2 separate regions of the Homo sapiens genome follow, and region 2 is linked to region 1. Evidence: chromatin loops called from intact Hi-C (ENCODE). Cell type or tissue: heart right ventricle. All regions are shown on one strand. Each heading gives the region's core, and the rest is flanking DNA. Links, peaks and the distances in the headings are about the cores only.

Region 1 (10,010 bases), core at 759-8,758:
TGGCTTTCTGGTGGATCCGCTGGTGGCGAACCAGGCTGTGCTTCAAGGTGAAGGTTCGCTCGCAGGTCTGACATTTGTATGGCCTTTCCCCTGGAACAATGGAAGAAAGAATTTCCATTAACCAAAAGGCACCAGTACCCACTGCACCCTGCTCTGCACAGGAAGAATGAGGCTCCCAGGCTATGTGCGGGGGGCCAGGACTCCGTCCTACTCAGCCAGAGGCCTCTTCCTTGAACCAGCAAACTGAGGACGGACAAGCTCTGTTTGCTGGTTCAAGCTGTCAGTCTGAGACCTTTCCTCTCCTTCCTCTCTCAGCCCAGGCACTCTACATACTGATCCAGAAAACCCAGGTCCCAGAAGCAGAAGCCTCAGGAGATGTGCAGACTGGCCTCGACCAGAGACTGGGAAGGAATCTAGAGGGGGACAGGAGTGGACCCTCTCAGGGATCTGTATGGACAGCAGCACCTAGGTCGGGGGCACCAGTTACCCTCTGCATTGCGATGTGGTGCAGCGGGGGCTTTCCTGATGGCTCACACGCCAGGCCCAGGGCAGGGCCCACCACGCTTGTTGGGAGCCCAAGAATATCCCTCTTCTGAGAGCCAAGGACCCTGGCCCTTCACACGGGCAAGCGCAGGGCAGAGCCGACTGCGCTGGGTCGGGGCACATGTGTTCACTGCGGGCTGCAGCTGTGACAGGGAGGGAAGCTGCGGCTGAGAGGAGGGACAGGTTATTTTGGAAAGAAGAAGGATATATCTCTGGACTCCATGAGCATATTCAGGTCTTTGTGTCAAAGTAAGCGCCCCTGCTCTGGGGTCTGCAGCCTCCACCCTGCAGGTGGTGGGTGAACTCTAGAACGGTGTGAAGGGCAGTGGCTAAGGGTCCTGTCCCAGTCATCTCAGCCGAACTGCACGGCTAAGAAAGGAAAAGGCCCTCCTGACCCTAATGGATCACCCAGGGTGCCTGCCCCACAGCGGCCTGGGGCAGTGCCTGTCGTCCAGGCCACAGGACTAGACAGGACTAAGTGGCCCAAATGCCCAGCACAAGCACCCTCTCCTAGATACCTCTATGAAACAGGGCAGCTGTTACCCCCACTCTACAGATGGGGAGGCGGAGGCAGCAGAGCTAAAGGCGGATCACAGCGTTCTCAAAAACACAACGGCCAAGGACCCTCTCCTGCCTGGCTGCAGGAGGCCTGCACCGTCTTCAAGGGCTGAGAGTACAACTCCTTAAAACTCCTAGTTCACGGGCTTAAAGGGCACACCGGCAACGTAAGCAAACGTTCTCTCGGTGGCCTCCAGCGCCGCTTCAGGGGAGCTCCTAGGAGAGGTGCCCGGCTCGCCTCCTCTTGTTGGGCCGGGGACCTGGCCTGCCCTGGTTACCTGTGTGGGAGCGCATGTGCCGGGTCAGGTCCTGCAGCGACCAGAACCGCTTGTTGCACACGCTGCAGACCTTCTTCCTCTTGTCTGCCTTGCTGGCCACGCTTTTGGGGGAGTCTGTCTTTGGTTTCTTGTCATCGTCGCTCTTCTCTGAGGACCTTTTCTCGGCCGCGCTCTCCCCGTCGGAGGGGCCCTCCGTCTCCTCCGCGAGCTTTTCCGCCGGGGCCTCCCCGGCACCCGGGGCCGACTCCACCACCTCTGCCGGGGTCTCGGGGGGCTTCTCCTCCTGTTCAGGGGCGGGCTGGGGCCCCTCCTCTGCAGTGCTGGCGCCATCTCCCTTCTCGTCCTTGGGCTCCTGGCGGCCGTGCGCCTTCCGGTGGCGGCTCAGGGTGCCCAGGAACTTGAAGCTCTTCCCACAGGTGTCGCAGGCGAGCTTCTGCTCCTGCGAGGCCGCGCCCCCGGCGCCTGCCTCGCCGTCGCCCTCCGCCAGCTTGAAGTCCATGAGCTTGGTGGCGAAGTCCAGGTCCAGGCTCTGGTTGCTCGACGCGTCCTCTTCCGCGCCGTCGGCGTCCCCAGTGCTCTCCTCAGTGCCATGCTCCTCCTCCGGCTCATGGCTCTCCCCACGCCCGTGCTCTTCCCGGTGCACCGGCGAGGCCGTTTCCGCCGTGGCCTGCTCCACAGGCGCATCCCCTGCGACCTGGCGGAGCTCAGTGGCGCCCTCCGACGGCTGCTCTCTGTCCCGTGAGGTGAGGTCTAGCACTTCGCCCGCGGCGGCTGCAGTCTCCGCATCCGACTGACTGTCTGTGGGGCAAGCACAGCGGGGAGGGCTCAGAGGGGCACCACCAGGTACGCCCATGCCAGGGATGTCGCCGGGAATGGGCTAGACCCACGCCAGCAGCCTGAACCCCAAACCAGTGAGGACTTCTTTCGGCCCAAATCCTCACCACCTGTTACATCCCCCAGGAGGACCAAGATGACCCTGGGGACGTGAAGAAAGGCAAAAGCAGCCTCCACATCACCTCAGGTGTGTTCCCAGGGCTGGCTGTGCCCCTGAACCCCTGGCTTCCACTGCCCCCGCCCCCAGGAAGGTGTGAGTGACTCAGGCAGGGCAGACAGGGGCTGCGAGATAGGAGAGGGGTGCATTCCAGAGACTCGCAGCGCTAGGGAAGTTGAGGAAGCTTGAGTTATAAGTTATTTTTCCAGTGCAAAGAGATCATACAAACATGCAACATACACAGGACCACCCCTACCCCTAATCCTCCAAAGCATGGTCTTGATGAGTTTCACAGGAAACGACCCCAAGCCTGCGTTGTGTGTGTATGGTATGCACACTCTTGCCTGACGCTCATCTCCAGGTGGAGGCTGCAGAGACCCAAGGGGGCGCAGGCAAGCTTGTAGGCTTCCTAGCTGTCAGCCTCCCAGGGGTGGTGGAATCTTTCAAAGGAAGGGCACCCTTGATGCCAGGCTTGGCAACAGCACACAGTGAGGGGAGCGGACTGTGAAGGGCTGTGGGTGCCTGTGAAGACAAGGGGTTCTGGGTTCCAGGCATCTCACCTACCCTGACTTCCTGCCTCTTGATTTGTTCCTATCTGTCCATTCCACCCAGTAAAACTGTATGTGGAAAGCCTATCAGTTTTCAACAGTCCTTTTAAGGGATGGCACGGCTGCAATATTCACATCAAACAGTGTCAAAAGGCCTTCTCTTTACTAAGGTTGAAAGAAGACTTAATAACTTCTTAAAATTATGCATTACGACAGTACATTGGAAGCTGGTGGGACCTATTATTTAGCTGCAGATCCTATGTCTGATTTAGTTTTTATTATTTTTTCAAGACGGAGTTTCGCCTTGTCGCCCAGGCTGGAGTGCAATGGTGTGATCTCCACTCACTGCAACCTCCACCTCCCGGGTTCAAGCAATTCTCCTGCCTCAGCCTCCCAAGAGCTGGGATTACAGGCGCCCACCACCACGCCCAGCTGATTTTTGTATTTTTAGTAGAGATGGGGTTTCATCATGTTCGCCAGGCTGGTCTCGAACTCCTGACCTCAGGCGATCTACCCACCTCAGCCTCCCAAAGTGCTGGGATTACAGGCGTGAGCCACCGTGCCCGGCCACTGTCTGATTTATTACTGCAGGGATTCAAGTTCCTCTGATAATTGGGTGGATGAAAGTCATTGTTTTATGGCACAAGTACGAGATGCCCCTCCCTCAATAGGCCAGATGTGATTGCAGTCCTTGAGCCAGCAGATTCACGCACCTAACCTGGATTCTCACTTGACGTGATCAGGTGTAACTACAATGTCAACCTGCATCCATCACACCTCCTCAATGTCACATGCTTGATGATTTGCCATCAAGGCGGTCAGGAGGGCTGGGGTAAGGAGCTGGTTCTGCCCCGTCCTGAGGTCTGAGGAGACAGTACCTACTGTTCACACCTGCTTGGGGCTTTAGGCTTTACCCACAGCCATCTGCATAACGCGGCTACTTACATCATTTCATTTCATTAGTTTTACACTGACTGCACTTTTTGGCAGCCACTGTTTGGGTATCTCAAGAGGTTTCAGAAAGAAATATTATGGTGTGAATATAACATTTTAAAGAAGAAATGATTTTGCAAAATTATCCAAAAGCTTAAAGAATATGAGTCCTGGGATATGCACACCAATGTCTGGGCCACATTCCAAGGAAAAACTAGATGTTCGTTTTTCTTGAATCATTTCAACAGAGAGCATCTATAGAATGGATATTGGTATAAACTCTACAATAAAAATACAGAACGCTCAATTTGTTTGCTGGCTTTGTGGGTAATTTCCCTCCCTAGAGTCAGGGTCTCCCTATGTTGCCCAGGCTGGTCTCGAACTCCTGGGCTCAAGGGGTCCTCCTGCCTTGGCCTCCCAAAGTGCTGAGGTTATAGGCATAAGCAACTGTGGCTGGCCTTTGTAAGTAATTTTTTTTTTTTTTTTTGAGATGGAGTCTTGCTCTGTCACCCGGGCTGGAGTGCAGTGGTGCAGTCTCAGCTCACCGTAACCTCTGCCTCCTGGGTTCAGGCGATTCTCCTGTCTCAGCCTCCCAAGTAGCTGGGATTACAGGTGTGAGCCACCATGCCCAGCTAATTTTTGTATTTTTAGTGGAGACAGGGTTTCACCATGTTGGCCAGGCTGGTCTCAGAACTCCTGACCTCAGGTGATCCACCTTCCTCGGCCTCTAAAAGGGCTAGGATTACAGGCATGCGCCACCACGCCCGACTGGTAATTTTTAAAAGAAGGTTTAATCTCTGGTTACTTCCCCTTTGTCCCCAGTATATCCTAGACTACACTTCTATTTTTTTTTTTTCAGCAAAGAACATGCATTATTTTAACTGCACAGAACATATTTAACATGATAGAGCTTTAAAGAAAGTAAAATAAATTTTGAAACAAAACCCAAAGAAATATAAGATCAAATTGTTCCTGCTCTCGGGCCCTTCCTTTGCGCGGATAATGGAGAGAGATCACCCGGAGTACAATGAAAGGCCAACTCCCTCTTTGGACACAGGGGGCTTGGTTGTATTCTACCAAACTCCCACTAGGGGGAGTGTTTTAGCAGTGTAGGCTGTGCCCTTCACATTCTAAACAACTGATTTTCATTAGTGATTCTCATGAACAAAAAACTTCACCTCTTCACCTATCATGAATACTCAACTTATAAGGCCAGGTGCTGTATAAATCCCCGCCCTCAACACCCAGACTCCCAAATGCAGGTAGCTGAGCTGATGACTTTTTATAAGCAATGCTACCTTAAAAATATGCAGTTCTTCCCTCTCCCCATCAGTCCCTCGGTTTGTGTTGTTCAACAACTAAGAAAACTGTTAGAGGAAGCAGAAGGAATCCTGGTAGATAATAAACCCGCAGCTCCTCCTACAGGACTGTGGAGACAGCCCTAGTCAGCTCAACAATTAAAGATCTATTGCTTCCTAAAAATTAAATGAGCCTCAACCACTGTGACAGACTACCAACCTAAGTAATTATCTGACCTGGCAGGGGTGCCTTTGCAGGGGAAGCTGCTGTGTCTGCACTCCACCCAAAGCATCTGAGGATGGAGAGGGTTTCCTGAGGTGTAGTCCATGCTGACATGTGGGACTTCTGGGCTGGTAAAGGCGGCCACCATTAAGGGAGAGCTTAAACACTTTCATGTTTATACGAATTAAAAACAGCCCTATGTAGGTGCCTACAAACACAAAGACGGGGCATCATCGGAGGAAGGACCAAGGGCATATCCCTCAAGGGCAGAGGGGGCCAGGCTGCCTCTCTGTCCAGGACAGTGAATGAAGAATTTCAGTTGAAATTTGAATATTCAAAATGGACCTTTAAGGGAGAACTGCCCCCACTGTGGCATTTTTAGCATTCTTTTGGGGGACTTTATGAGACTGAAAAATGTCAGACCTACATTATAAAACATGTGTAGGAATTTTAAGAAAATGCCACCTAGGCATACAAGCCTAGAAAACCCCTCAAGGACCTCCTTGGTCATTTCCTTCCCCCCCCCCCTTTTTTTTAAGTGGTCTTCCTTCAAAGCCTCACTTTTTAAACTTCACTGGGGGGGGGGAACCCAGAATGAAGGCTTCACCCCATGTCCATCATGCTCATCTGCATTTTAAAATCCTCCTTGAAATCACTAAACTCTGCCTCCCTAAACTTTTCCCTCCCACTTAAATCTCAGTCCCTTTTCTCACCATGGACTGTGACCACAACTAAACCAAACATGTATTTTCTCTTTGCTGGTTTCACATTACAACTTTCAGTGACTTTTCTTTTTCTAGAGGCTTTGTCCCTTCAAGGAACCCTATATAACTTCCGGGGTGGGGTGGAGGTGGGAAAGGGCTTTGTTGGGATTTGGACAACAAAACCTATGACTGCAAACTTATAAATACACTTGGTGCTGAACCGAAGCTAAGACCACAAATTCCGACTCAGCTTTGTGTCTGCAGATGTCAGCAGGAGCCCCAGTCTTTGTTCCTCCCTTATGATAAAGAAGCTGAATGCAAAATGCACATCCAGCACGGAGTTACTAAGACTTATTTGTAAACATGGAAACCCAAGGGCTCCCCCTCAGCTCCCTCAGTTACCGGCTGCTTTCGCTACTGTGGAACCACTATGGGAAGATCACAGGGCAGCTTTCTAAACCAGGATGAAAGAAAATGTTCCAGACTAACAGGTAATGTGGCGGCTGATGGTTAAACATTAACAGGATGGTCTGCAGCAAACGCGTGCCTGCCAGCACTGGTGTGCGCTTCCAGTGGGCTGAACTCCAGGTCATCTTTGGCTCACAGGGGTCCAAGTTAGGCTAAGATTCCGTGGGCACCCACATCTTTCTTCACTCAAAGATACTGGTGAGTTATGTGGAAGTGGAAGCTGGGGAAGCAGTGAACAAACCAGCTTACCCTTTCATACCCTCAGAGGATCTGATCTAGACTGGCGGTTGGGCAGTCAAGAGCACTCACAGTTGGTTTCACTAGGGCTCAGTGGGAGGCGTAGAGATGGGCAAAGGGTGGCCTCTCCACTTCAGATACACCCTGTACCCCTGTAACCAAGGTAAGGACAAGGGGCTAAGATTAATGCCCAACCCTCTTCCACACTGACTCCTGAGGCAGGGGTGCCTCGTAACTACAGGGCACCCCATCTCCACCCTAGTCTGAGGAATAGAAGCCACAGGACGCAAATACAACCCTAAAAAAACACAGCTGGGGGGATCTCTTCGCAGCCACAAGATAGTGTCAGGTTTTCAAGACTTGCAAAACTGGACCCAGCACCATGATGCTGTCCCTGTTACTAATCAGTGCCAACTGGCGGGATATCTAAGTGGCCTGCAGCAGGCTGGCTTTCGTTTTGTTTGCTCTTGGGGGTGAGGATGGAGAACCCCAGCAGTCCGAGCGGATGGAGTGTACTGATAGAGGACATGAGTAAATTCAGAAACTATAAGGGAAACAAGGTGGCACAAGACGTATCGGGCAGCCGTTAATTGCTCTGTGGGTGCTGGAGGGAGGAAGCACACATCAGCACAGGAGAATAATACCCGGATTCAGGTCAAGCAGAGATGTGATTAAAGAAAGGACATGCACAGTGCTTTTTCAAACAAGGACAGTCTTACACCGGGAAGAGAGTTATTGAAAAGAAGAACACCGCACCCCTCGTTCCTACAATACCCTGATATCCCAGGGAGCCCAGGCCTGCTCCCGAGGAGGCTGCAGCGGCTAAGGCTCCCCAAACCTTTAGGTTTCACATCCCCTTTAGATGAGTTCATACCCAGGGCTAAAGTTGTAAGCCTTCCCATACATCCCACCTCCCAACATCGGGAACAAAGGCCTCTTCTGCCAAGAGGGTGACAGATCTTCCCTAGCAGCCCCGAGAGTCACCGAGGGGCACTGTCACTGTTTTCTGCTGTCTGTCTAGGCGATCTGACCCAGGAGTTATACTCCCTCCCAATCATCAGCAGGGCCTGCCTTTCTATTAACAGGCTGTGGGCTCTGAATCCTACAGAGAAGTGAACAAGCAGCCCCTCCACAGCTCGGACTGGAGTTTGCTACAATTCTTAACCGAACTCCTCTCTCTCCCTCTTCCTGGGTTCTTGTTCACCTGGCGGCACTACCTGTGCTATCATGGGATCCAACATCACTCTCTTTTGACTGGGGGATAAGCCCGTTTCTTCTCAGGGAACAGGTGGTAACTCCGTGTTTGCGCAACTGGTGGCGTTCACAGTTAGATTTGGTAGAAAAGAAGGCATCGCATTTTTGACAAGGGAAGGGTTTCTGACCTGAAGCAGGAAAAAAAATATATATTTATCTGGCTTTCTACTGCAATGAAATAGAAAAGTCGCTTTTGTTTATTCTCCTGGGATCATTGGCAGTTGTTCCCCCCTCCTCCATCCCTTCAAGAAAATTAACAAAACACATTAGAAAAAAAAAAACCATCAATGACTAAAATGATCATTCTCCCTTTTCCTAAGTTGAATGGAATATGAATTTTTGTCCTCAAAATACTAAAATAAATGAAACTGAAAAATATACATTTAAAGTAAAACAACGGTATTACAATTAAAATATTAACGACAACAAAAAAAAGCGAATGAAGAGATTTTAGAGCACAGCAAGAAAACACCTATATTCTATCACAAAGAGAAAGACGCCCTCTAACGAGTTCTAGTGTGGCAAGGACACCGTAATATGGACACTAGGAAATCCAATGGGGAACCCCTGGGTATCTTTGGGGGCCCATGAAGAGAAGAAGTCAGGGACAGCCCCCAGCCAGGGTGGCCAGTCCCCCTTCCTGGCCTTGGTGGCTGTGTCCCTCCCACAGGGGAACGGGAGCAGTGAGTTCTGACTTCCCAGGACAACTCCTGTCTGACTTGCCGAGACATCCTGCAGTGACCTCTGTTCAAGTTCACTGTGGTCCTAGGTGGCAACAGTCAGGAGATCTTCTCATTAAAGGTTCTTTGTTCCCCCTGCTCCAAGCTTGGTTGCAAATGAGTGACCAATACGTAACTATGTCTGCATTTGATCATGTGCTCCACTCAACAGATGTGCATGTGAAGAGGACATTTTGGCAGCCCTGCCTCGCCCCTAGACCCATCCCAAACGCACAGATGGGTGAGCCACTGAGAGAGGCACAGTCCCCTCCTGCTTTGGTCTGCCTACCCTCTCCTTTTACTTGGATTCCTTTTGTGCTGTAAACATCATGTTTCAAAATGCAATAGAAGCTCCTCTACAACTTGTCCTGGGTTTGTGCGGATGCATGTGAGGGAGAAAGAAAGCACAAGGGAAAAAGGAGGTGGAGAGGAAAAGAGAGGAGGAGGGAGGGGATCAGGGGCCTTCAGGAGGCGGAAGTTGGTGGTGCATCACTTGTGTATCACTGAATTCCTCCCTTTCCCCCAAGTTGCTGGAGTCCAAGGTCCCAGTTGCTAATGTTACAGGGTAAAAGGTTTTGTGTGTTAACCAACATGACTTCAGAGCTGGGGCCCAGTACTTTTGTCTCATAACCCTAGGATTGCCACAATTAAACACAGCTCCCTGGAAACACAGATCACAGGGGCCTCTGGCGTTAGATTAATGTCGATAGAAGCCTGAACTAGTGCAGGTGCCCAAGGCCACGCACTCCCCTGTGAATGCACAGCAAGGGCCTGGCACCTGGGGACCAGCCAGAGGGGCCACGTGTTTTCCCAGGGGAAGGAGGGACTAGCCTTAACCGGCACTGGCTGTGTCACACGACTCCAGGGGGCGCCATTCATACAGAGCCTGAAGGTGTGGACCTGGCACCGCCCCCATGACAGCATGGCCACAATTTCACATCAGGAGTAATAATCAGAGACAGGGGACATTGATTCCCTCCTGAGCTAAAAGACCCTTTAAGATGATGCTTACAAATCTCCTCAGGCGCTTTTAAGAATAAAGATGCAACAATCAAAGACAACAGAATTAGAAACCCGGAAAGGGCAGAATCAGACACCCAGAAATCCGGCCTGTGTGCTTCTGAGTAGCTCCACAAGGCAACCTGAACAAAAGTGGAGAACCCCACTGACTGTTTTCAGGGTCTCCTCATATCATTCTGCAGGTGTTTTCTGCAAAATTTATTTTTAAAACATCCACATTAAAAAAAAAAAGTGTG
Region 2 (10,010 bases), core at 608-8,607, 270 kb after region 1:
CTATATTTGGAGACGGGCTTTAAAAAAGATAATTATGATTAAATGAGATAAGAAGGATGGGGCCCTAATCGGACAGAATTGGTGTCTTTATAAGAAGAGGAAGACACCAGTGATCTCTCTGGGCGCAATCACAGGGGAAAGGCCACGTGAAGATGCGGTGAGAAGACAGCTGTCTGCAGGCCAGGAAGAGAGGCCTCACCAGGAACCAGCCCTGCTGGCACCTTGGTCTTGGACCTCTAGCCTCCAAATTGTGACAAAATAAATTTCTGCTGTTTAAGTCACCCAGCCTGTGGTCTTCTGTTCTGGCAGCCCTAGCAGACTGATAAACAAGTTAGCTAACAATTACAAGTTACATAGCAATTTAAAGCTTGCAGAATACTTCCTTTGTGCAACTTCTTTTAAAAATTGTTATGTTTTGTTAAAGGGGTAACAAAATACTGTCAGGTAGCATGTAAAAATCTGTTTTCTTTTTAAAAAATCGAAAACAAATTTTTTTGTAGAGACTGGAAGTGGTGCGGGGCGTGTGCCGGGGGTCAGGGCAGCAATTGTCACTATGTTGCCCAGGCTGGTCTCAAACTCCTGGGCTCAAGTGATCCTCCTGCCTTGGCCTCCCAAAGTGTTGGGATTACAGCCATGAGCTACCACACCTGGATGAAATCTATTTTAATTAAGTGCATACATTTCTTGCATCATGAAGTGTTATTGAGAAGTGCTATAAAGCAGGTGGAAATGTTTGACAATTAAGTAGTGAAGCTGAAAGTGCAGTACAATAGGTATTCCTTGGGAGAAGCTCCTTGTGCTGTTTACCCTAAATCTCCTGCTCTGTGCTTCCCTGCATGTTGCTAGTACTTCTGGAGCTGATATAATTTTTTTTCCAGCTACAGTGTGCAATGCCGCTTCAAGACAAGAGGCTACAATTTTGTGGACGGACTTCCAGAAACACGAATTCCTCCTTCCACGCCCTAATCCTGATTTCTTGGATTAGTGAATCACAGACACAGTCATTGTGCTCTGGTACCAGCTTGTTGGTCCCAGCTGTTTACACGAATTTACCTTTCCTCCCTTCCTCTTTGTGCTCTACTGACACTTTTCCTTTTGCACATAAGCTCCTTCCTCTCCCTCACAGTTTTAGTAAGAACCATGGGCAGCTGGAGGTGAGGGACCATCTCCTGTCCCCATACTTCAGAAGGGCCTGGGAAAGGTAGGAAGAAAGTGTCACCTTTGTCCTACCAGTGAGATACACTAGGTACTTAGGCACTTTGGCTTATATCAGCACTGTTGGAGTTATGAGTTCAGTCTTGGAAAATGAGGTCTCTTCAGGCCCTTTCTTTCTCCTTTATGAAATGTGTTAAACTTGTCCGGCCGGGGTAAATTCCCATCCTCCAAAGCCTTTGAGTATCTCCCTGTTGCCTATGAGGGTGACGGTTTTTAAGGTCTGGGTAGGAAGGATCAGTGCCTGGGTGGCCCCAGGCATTAAGGGTTTGGAGGGTTGGATTATCCTCAGGGCAGGCTCTGCTTTTCTTTTCCTTTATTATAGTAAAACATACATAAAATTTACCATTTCAACTATTCTTCCAACTCAGTGGCATTAAATGCATTCATGTTGTCCTGCTACTATCACCACCATTCATCTCTAGGACTTTTTCATCTTCCCAAACTGAAACTCTGTCCCCATTAAACAATTGCTTCCCATTTTTCCCTCCCTCCAGCCCCGGGCAACCACCATTCTATTTTCTGTCTCTAGGAATTTGATGATCGTAGGTGCCTCGTACGAGTGGAAGGACATTTGTCCTTCTGTGTCTGGCTTATTTCACTGCGTATAATGTCTTTGAGGCGCATGCATGCTGTAGCATGGGTCAGAATGGCCTTCCTTGTTAAGGCTGAATCATATTCCACGGTGTGGATAGACTACATTTTCTTCATCCACTCACCCGCCGATGGACACCTGGGTGGGGTCCATCTTTTGGCTATTGCCAATAGTGCTGCTATGAACACGGGTGTACAAGCATCTGTTCAAGTCTCTGCTTTCAATTCCCCCGGGCGTACACCCAGAGGAGAATTGCTGAGTCCTGTGGTCATTCTCTGTTTAACTTTTTGAGAAACCCTCAAACTGGTTTCCACAGAGGCTGGGCCATTTTACATTCTCACCAACCATGATAGGCACCTTTTTAATATGTGTGGTAATTTATTGGGCACCTTCAGCTGCTCGATTAAAGCTATAGGGAAACAACAGGAACACCGTGTAAAATGTGCAATGGCCATATATAACAGGTTACGTGCCAAACAAAAATCTCTTTTCTTCAAGTTTTCTCACCAAACAGCTTTAGGTTTAGGATTCATTTTGAACTTTTTTTTTTTTTTTTTTTTAAGACAGGGTCTCACTCTGTTGCTGCTCAGGCTGGAGTGCAGTGGCACAGTCATGGCTCAGTGCAGTCTCAACTTCCTGGGCCCAAGTGATCCTCCCACCTCAGCCTCCTGAGTAGCTGAGACTATAGGCGTGCAGCACCATACCCAGCTAATTTTTGTGTATATACATTTTTCTTTTCTTTTCTTTCTTTTTTTTTTTAGAGAATGGGTTTCACTCTGTTGCCCAGACTGGTCTCAAACTCTGGGCTCAAGAGATCCTCCTGCCTCAGACTCCCAAAATGTGGGGATTACAGGAGTGAGTCACTGTGCCCACTTTGAACTCTAATACATAGAAATATTTGACCAAACAGAAACCAAACTCTCCCTGCTCTATTGAAAGTGATCTTGTAACAAATAAATTCCTTGGACCAGACTTGTGGCTTTCTGTGCAAATGTGACATAGCAGTTATATATTCAATAACAAAGTTAATTTCCTCACTTATTCCAAATGTTTGTTGAACTTATTAGGAAAAATTATTCCTTAATCTAAGTTTTTACCCTTTGCTTTGCTTTGAAATCAAATAAGTATATACTTATTATGCAAGTTAAAATTCTTATAACAAACTGTGCAGGCATCTGGAAGGTGGTATGTAAAGGTGCTCAGTAAGTGTCTGAAAATGGAACAGATTCTTTTTTTTTGAGACAGAATCTTACTCTGTCACCCAGGCTGGAGTACAGTGGCGTGATCTCGGCTCACTGTGACCACTGCCTCCCAGGTTCAAGCAATTCTCCTGCCTCAGCCTCCTGAGTGGCTGGGATTACAGGCACACACCACCACGCCCAGCTCATTTTTTTGTAGTTTTAGTAGAGACAGAGTTTTGCGATGTTAGCCAGGCTGGTCTTGAACTCCTGAGCTCAAGCCATCTGCCCGCCTCGGCCTCCCAAAGTGCTAGGATTAATAAGCATGAGCCACCTCTCCTGCCTAGGAACAGATTCTTTCTGATTAGGTTTTGGAACCAGTGGTACATCACCTCCTCTCTTCCCCTAAAGTTCTGGGGTAGAAGAAAGGGAGAATTTAGTTCCATGTGGCTGTTTTAGAGAGGTTTTTAAAGCGTGGCTGATGTTGTGCTTGCCAGTGACAAGCAGAACACTTTTTAAAAATAGATTGATTGATGGAGACAGAGTCTTGCTCTGTTGCCCAGGCTGGAGTGCAGTGACACGATCACGGCTCACTGCAGCTTTAGACTCCTGGGCTCAATGGATCCTCTTACCTCAGCCTCCTGAGTAGCTGGGACTACAGGTGCACACGACCACCCCCAGCTAATTTTTTGCAGAGTTGGGATTTTACTGTGTTGCCTAGGCTGGTCTCAAACTTCTGGACTCAGGTGATCCACCCACCTCAGCCTCCCAAATTGTTGGGATTACAGGCATGAGCCACCGCACCCAGTCAGAACGATTGTTTTTGAAGTGACCCTCTGCTTGTTTTTGAAGTGACCCTCTGCTTGGCTCCACGTGATTCTGTCACACGGCACTGACTACGTTGTATTTATCAAGGGAAGCTGAGAGGCTTAAAATAAAAGCTGATGATGCACAAGAAAGCCCTGTGCCAACTGCAATGGGCTGTGAGCAGGTGCTGTATGTTTCTCTACTAGCAGAGGTGAAGCCAGAACAAGGCTCTTGTATAGGAGCTTCCTGTTCCTGACCCTTTACTGCCCTGGCCCTCCCATGGGAGAGAACGCCACTTCCGATGATAACTTTGGCTCCACTGGTGAATCTGTCTTCAGCCTGAGGTTTCTTATTTGTCTCTTTGATAATGGTACTTAAGAAGCTACCAAGGAGGTTAGGCCCAGTCTAATTTGGGGACTAAAAGATAAGGGTTGAGGATTCTTTTGCAACTCTTTATCTACTACTATGGAACTTGGTCTCACATCAAAAAAAAAAAAAAGAAACTGGAACTAGAGGAGACTAAAATAGGTTGTGTTCCAGGATTATATGGAGCAACCTAATTTGGACTGGAAACCGTGGAGAGAAAGTTCATGACCTTGACCTGCAGAACTGTAGGCACTTCCCCTTTGGTCAATAGGCACCAACTTTGCACCATATCACATTAGGGCCATCATCCAGGAAAGATTTTTAAGTTCAAGAACTTCTAGGTAACTCTCCTGTACTTTGTATTTCAGCATCTTCTTCTTATACTCACTGGCTATGGAGACATGAATTGTGCCAAGTGGGAGGGTAGTTCCTCCTAGGGTTCTTTTTTTTTTTTTTTGAGACAGAGTCTCGCTCTGTCATCCAGGCTGGAGTGCAGTGGTGTGATCTTGGCTCACTGCAAGCTCTGCCTCCCGGGTTCAAGGGATGCTCCTGCCTCAGTCTCCCGAGTAGCTGGGATTACATGCACCCGCCATCACGCCCGGCTGATTTTTGTATTTTTAGTAGAGACGGGGTTTCATCATGTTGGCCAGGCTGGTCTCGAACTGCTGACTTTGGGTGATCTGCTCCCCTCTGCCTCCCAAAGTGCTGGGATTACAGGCATGAGACACCGCATCCGGCCTCTCCTAGGGTTCTGAGGGCTTTTTCTTTTATACAGTCTTCCCAAGAACGTGTTCTTCTGACTGACGTTCCTGTCTCCATTTCCTCACTTTTCTCAAGGCAGCACATGCACTGAGCACGGATATGTATTTTTTGTAGTTGGCTAAGAGCAATAGTTGATATTTGAAATACTCTTTTGACCTTGATATACTGACTCACCAGCTAGTTTTAATGTGTAAGCTGAAGTGAAAAACAATCGTGTCTAAAATCTATGTTCTTTGGGATACTTAGCACATGGCAGTCTTCATATATTAAATGTCACTAGTGATTATACGTTGCTTGTCACTCGTGATAGTGTAAATAAGAGAGTGTGAATCTTGGTGGGTAGACGTTATTCTCAGGTGCATTGTATAATTACTTCTGGCCTTGAACAGACGCAGTTATTTTTTTCTTTGCATGTCAGTCACTGAGACCTTACGAGGTGTTATGTTCCGTGTCATAAAGAGATTAAGAAGACGTGGCCGGGCGCAGTGGCTCACGCCTGTAATCCGAACACTTTGGGAGGCTGAGGCAGGTGGATCATGAGGTCAAGAGATTGAGACCATCCTGGCCAACACGGTGAAACCCCGTCTCTACTAAAAATACAAAAAATTAGCTGGGCGTGGTGGCGGGGGCCTGTAGTCCCAGCTGCTCGGGAGACTGAGGCAGGAGAATGGCGTGAACCCGGGAGGCGGAGCTTGCAGTGAGCCGAGATCGCACCACTGCACCCCAGCCTGGGCGACAGAGCAAGACTCTGTCTCAAAAAAAGAAAAAAAAAAGACACATTTCTTGCCCTCAAGGAACTTAGGAAAGGGCCTGAGAAGAAAACAGTCATGTCAATGTGATCATTGCTGCAAGAGAGTTTTGGACCTGAAGCAGGAAGTCTGCTGCTCTTGGTTTCACGGAGGAGAAGAAAACTTTTGAATAGCCGGGTTGGGGAGAGTTAAGCTGAATCTGGACCAGGGTTCTCCACCTCAGCACTATTGACATTCTGGGCTGGATAATTCTCTGCGGTGGGGGGCTGCCCTGTGCACTGCAGGATGTTTAGCAACATCCCGGGCCTCTACTCACTAGATGCTGGTGATAGCAACCCTGCATTCTCCAGGTCGTGTTCATGAAAAAAGTCTCCAGGCATTGCTGGGAGACAAAATTGGCCCTGATGGAGAATCACTGGGTCACCAGGGAAATCAGAGGGGACCACATCATGGTCAGGCATGGAGGGAGGAGAGAGCACGGTCCATTCCAATACTCTCAAGTGGATCAAAACTGAGTGGAACTTGGTGTACCTGGAGGCTGGAAGGTAGCTGGGCCTGACCTTGAAAGTCTCATCTGCAGATCCCAAATGAACTATGTGGGTGCAGGGGCAGCAACAGGAAATAGCACTTTCACATCAACTCAGAGCGTTCTCGGGGGGCCTTCCAATGGGTGTCATTAATAATATGCACCATCTGGCAGCTTCCTATTTGAACTAATTAGTCTTGCTAAGTACATGCTAAGCTTTTAAAATCGTTATTTTAAAATGCTGTGCACACTATAGTTCGGTGCCTTGGGGCAAAGCCCAGGTCTCTCAGTTTATGGCCACCCTTTGAAGAGAGGGTTTCACGTGCGTTCACCGCTGAAGGGTTTAGTAGAAGATTGTTTTTGTTTGTTTGTTTGTTTGGTGTTATTGTTGTTTGCAGACAGGGTCTTGCTCTGTTTCTCAGGCTGGAGTGCAGTGACATGATCATGGCTCACTGCAGCCTCAGACTCCTGGGCTCAAACAATCCTCCTGCCTGAGCCTCCTGAGTAGCTGGGACTACAGGTGTATGCCACTGTGCCCAGATAGTTTTTTATTTTTTGGTAGAGATGGGGTCTTGCTATGTTGGTCGTGAACTCCTGGTCTTAAAAGATCCTTCTGCCTTGGCCTCCCAAAGTGTTAGGGTTATGGGCATGAGGCACCATGTCTGTCCAAGTAGAAGACTGTTTTAGCAAGACTGACCTGTTATGAAAAGTCAGAGGGTACCAAGACCAGAGTCTGGGCAACCTGAGAGAAGGCAACAGAAATAATGAGTACTTGAGACTAAGACAACATGCGCCTGGGGTGGACAGGAGGGCTGGCTTGTGAGTCAATTAGAGGGTATGGCGGGCTGGGCTTGGACACGGGACATCAGGAGGAGGAGACTAGGATGAACCCAGGTTGTCTGTGTGGGCCTCTCCCTTTGGTAGGTGCATAGCAATGGGAGATAGGAGGGTAGCCAAAGCAGGCACAGCAGAGAGAAAAAAGACGGTAAGTTAGAGTCTCTAGTTGGGATGGAGGGAAGTTACCTCACAGACCACTGGAGTCTGGCATTGAGGAGAAAGGGCCAGACTGGAGATAAAGGTTTATGAGTCATCCTGTCGAGGTAGTAGTTGAAGCTGTGGGTGAGATTGCCCAGGGGGAGTGTGGAGAAAGAGAGTCAGGAGGCTGGGATGCAGTTGGGAGAGTAGCAGCTGTTTTCCATTCTGATTCAAAGCCTCTTTAGTAAGTTCTTTGTCTCACCATCCCTTTCCAAACCCACAGCCCACAATGATTACTCTTCTTTATTATTTTTTAAATTAAAAAGATTTTTTTTCTTTTAGAGAGATGGAATCTCTCCATGTCCTGGGCTCAAGTGATCCTCCCACCTTGGCCTCCCAAAGTGCCAGGATTGCAAGTGACAGCCACTGCTCCTGGCCTGCCCTGTCTTCTATGCAAACCCCCAACCCGCTTTTAAAAATCTAAGCTGCTCGCTTTCCATCTAAACAATGACCATATTGGAGAGGCCTTGGGTCCAACAACTCTGTATTTCTGTTACCTTTTCTGTGTTTTGCTCTTGTCTTTTGAACTCCCCTGGAAGCTCACAAAGGCTTGGGTTGCATTTTTGTATCCTGTACCCCCTTACCCCAAGTCAGCTACACCTAGTAACAGTCTCCCCTTTGGATGTTTTGATGGCCCATGCTAGAGGATCCTTAAAGATTCTAGGTCCGGTTGAACATTTTGGCTAGACGACAAAGTTCAAGTCCCCTTGGAAGAGCCCTATGCCTGTCTCCCTGATGCCAGCAACTGGAGCTCAGGGGTGACTCTGAATATCAACATTTCCTAGGTCCGCTTGGTGAATCCTAAACCCTGATTCCACGAGCAGCCTGAAAGCAGAAAAATCTCCTTGACTTTACCTCTGAAAACACTGCTTGGAAGAAGGGTGGTTTATTTCACTAAAAATAAGCTAGATGTTGAAGCAGTGTGTTGGAAAATAAAACGCCAAGCTCATTGTTTATTTTGGAAAAAAATGTTAAAATTCTGTTAATGCAGTTGTAATTGGTGATCAATACAGAAAGGCTGGTTAGAGGCCTTCATGAGTGAGGCTACTGGAAGAACAGCTCAGAGGTGTTGTAAAATGTTTTCACTCGTGCTGGGGTTATCTGCCAGGAAAGGTGCAGCTTATCACCAGGGATGTTTTTACCAGGCCGCTTCTGAACTTTAACCCACTGTCGAAACCAGGGTCGTGCGAGGGAGCCACAGCTTCTGGGCCCCCAGCACAGCTAACCCAGACTGCAGGCCTGATGTCAGCCACGTGATGTCACCTGCAGCTGGGGCATGGGCTGGCGAGGGATGCTGCGGCCCCGTGGGTTAGTTCTGGTGCTTAAGTCAGGGCGTCACAGCAATGGGAAAGGGTGATGCCAGGGAGAAGCCAGTGTAGTCCAGAGAGAGCTCGGCTTCTCCACCTGTGGCTTTCCTCTGCTCCAGGGGGACATGTAGACATCATTTGGAACGGAAAGTGGGCTGAGCAGCCACACCATTTGTTTCCCCATCCGTGTATTCTGAGGTTGCGTGCTCTTCAGTTTTTGCCCAGAGTGCTGGGCCCTGGACGATTTTGCTTCTTGCCCGAGTGCTGGTTTAATAACGGTGTGAATCAGAGGGGCGATGAGCCAGCGCCCACAGCGCAGAGCATCCAGGCATGTTGCAGCGGCGCAGAAGCGATGTGAGTTCCAGCTCCCGAAAGCCAGGGCTTTATTTCAGGGCTGTGGCCGAGGGCTAGATTGACTGTGGCCGGTGCCTGGCATCCTCCCTTCTGCCCAGGGGTGGTTCTCGCCTTCCTCCCTGAACTACCCTGAGCCGATTTCACCTTCCTCCAGTACCCCTTGCTCAGGGGTGGGAGTGGCTTTATTTGAACTCATTGAGGTTTCTAACACTCTTGGGAACATCACAGTAGAGAGGATGGCTGCACGCGTGCCAACATACCCATGCCTGTCTCAGCATCTCCCAGTCTCTTAGATTCAAAGGCATCCCCGAGAAGCAGGGCAAGCTTCCATTCAGGATAATGAGATTTAAGTTTGTTGGTCCTACTGTCTCTTGTGTTTGTAATTGTACATCACGTTTTCATTTGGTTTTGATGAGAGGCACACAGGGGGCAGGAAGAAGGGAGCCCAGTATCCCCATCCTCACCTAGAGACCTTTCAACCTGAAAGCCCCAGGTGCTGTTTGGACAGAGGGTGAGGGTGGAGTGAGTGGCAGATTGACCTGGGGACTTGGCCTTTGGAATCCTCACGCTCTCTTTGGAGGTCCTGAGCATCCTGCAGGGTAGCATTAAGCCCTTCCTCGTTTGTGCCAGTGCGCTTTTTGTAAATCTTCATGCCACGACATCCCAACCTCCCCTTGCGTGTTAGTTGGTGTGATTGGGTAAAAGCGGATCAATCCTTTAGAGATGTAAAAGGCAGAGGGGACAGTGGGAAGCCATCTCATGGAAGCTTTTTGTGAAGCTGCTCAGAATTCCTTCTCCCTCCATTGCTAACAGCCCCTCCAGCCTCCCTCCTCCAATGGAGACATTGAAAACAGCAACTTCCCCTTCCTTGCCCTAATCAGGGGTCTCCTCCTGTTAGCCCGTAGGACATAGGAGGCGCCTGCTGGCTGCTGCTGCTGGGAGCTGTGGAAACATGTGGCTGCCACGTAGGCTGTGAGTCAGCATCCCACCTTCCACAGGGGCCTTGGGAACCTGAAGGTGCTCAGTGCTCGTTAATATTAACCATCCCAGGCAGGCCCAGGGCAAATCCAGGAAGAGAGGCGTGGCAGCCTCAGGGCAGGGCGGTGGGTGGAGACGCCA

What was found. Hi-C counts contacts between places; a loop is a spot of excess contacts. Peaks named below come from ENCODE experiments on the same cell type or tissue, not always from the same donor. Only the 100,000 strongest peaks of a DNase experiment are listed, where the experiment ranks them.
Region 2: it touches region 1 in a loop (2.6-fold over the local background); 2 of 110 quality-filtered maps call a loop at or near these places.

What each region holds. Positions count from the first base shown.
Region 1 is chr6:7,238,591-7,248,600 of GRCh38, reverse strand. It overlaps RREB1 (ras responsive element binding protein 1), which reads right to left. Exons shown (of 13, transcript NM_001003699.4): 11 at 7,999-8,163; 12 at 1,380-2,177; 13 at 1-90. Among named protein-coding and RNA genes, the nearest start is that of SSR1, 70 kb to the left of the region's middle. In heart right ventricle, for the core only: CTCF peaks have their summits at 4,733 and 4,941; no DNase peak of the experiment used is centred there; H3K27ac peaks cover 2,400 bases.
Region 2 is chr6:6,969,925-6,979,934 of GRCh38, reverse strand. No RefSeq gene overlaps it. Among named protein-coding and RNA genes, the nearest start is that of LINC03055, 89 kb to the right of the region's middle. In heart right ventricle, for the core only: no CTCF peak of the experiment used is centred there; a DNase peak (open chromatin) is centred at 3,968; H3K27ac peaks cover 2,059 bases.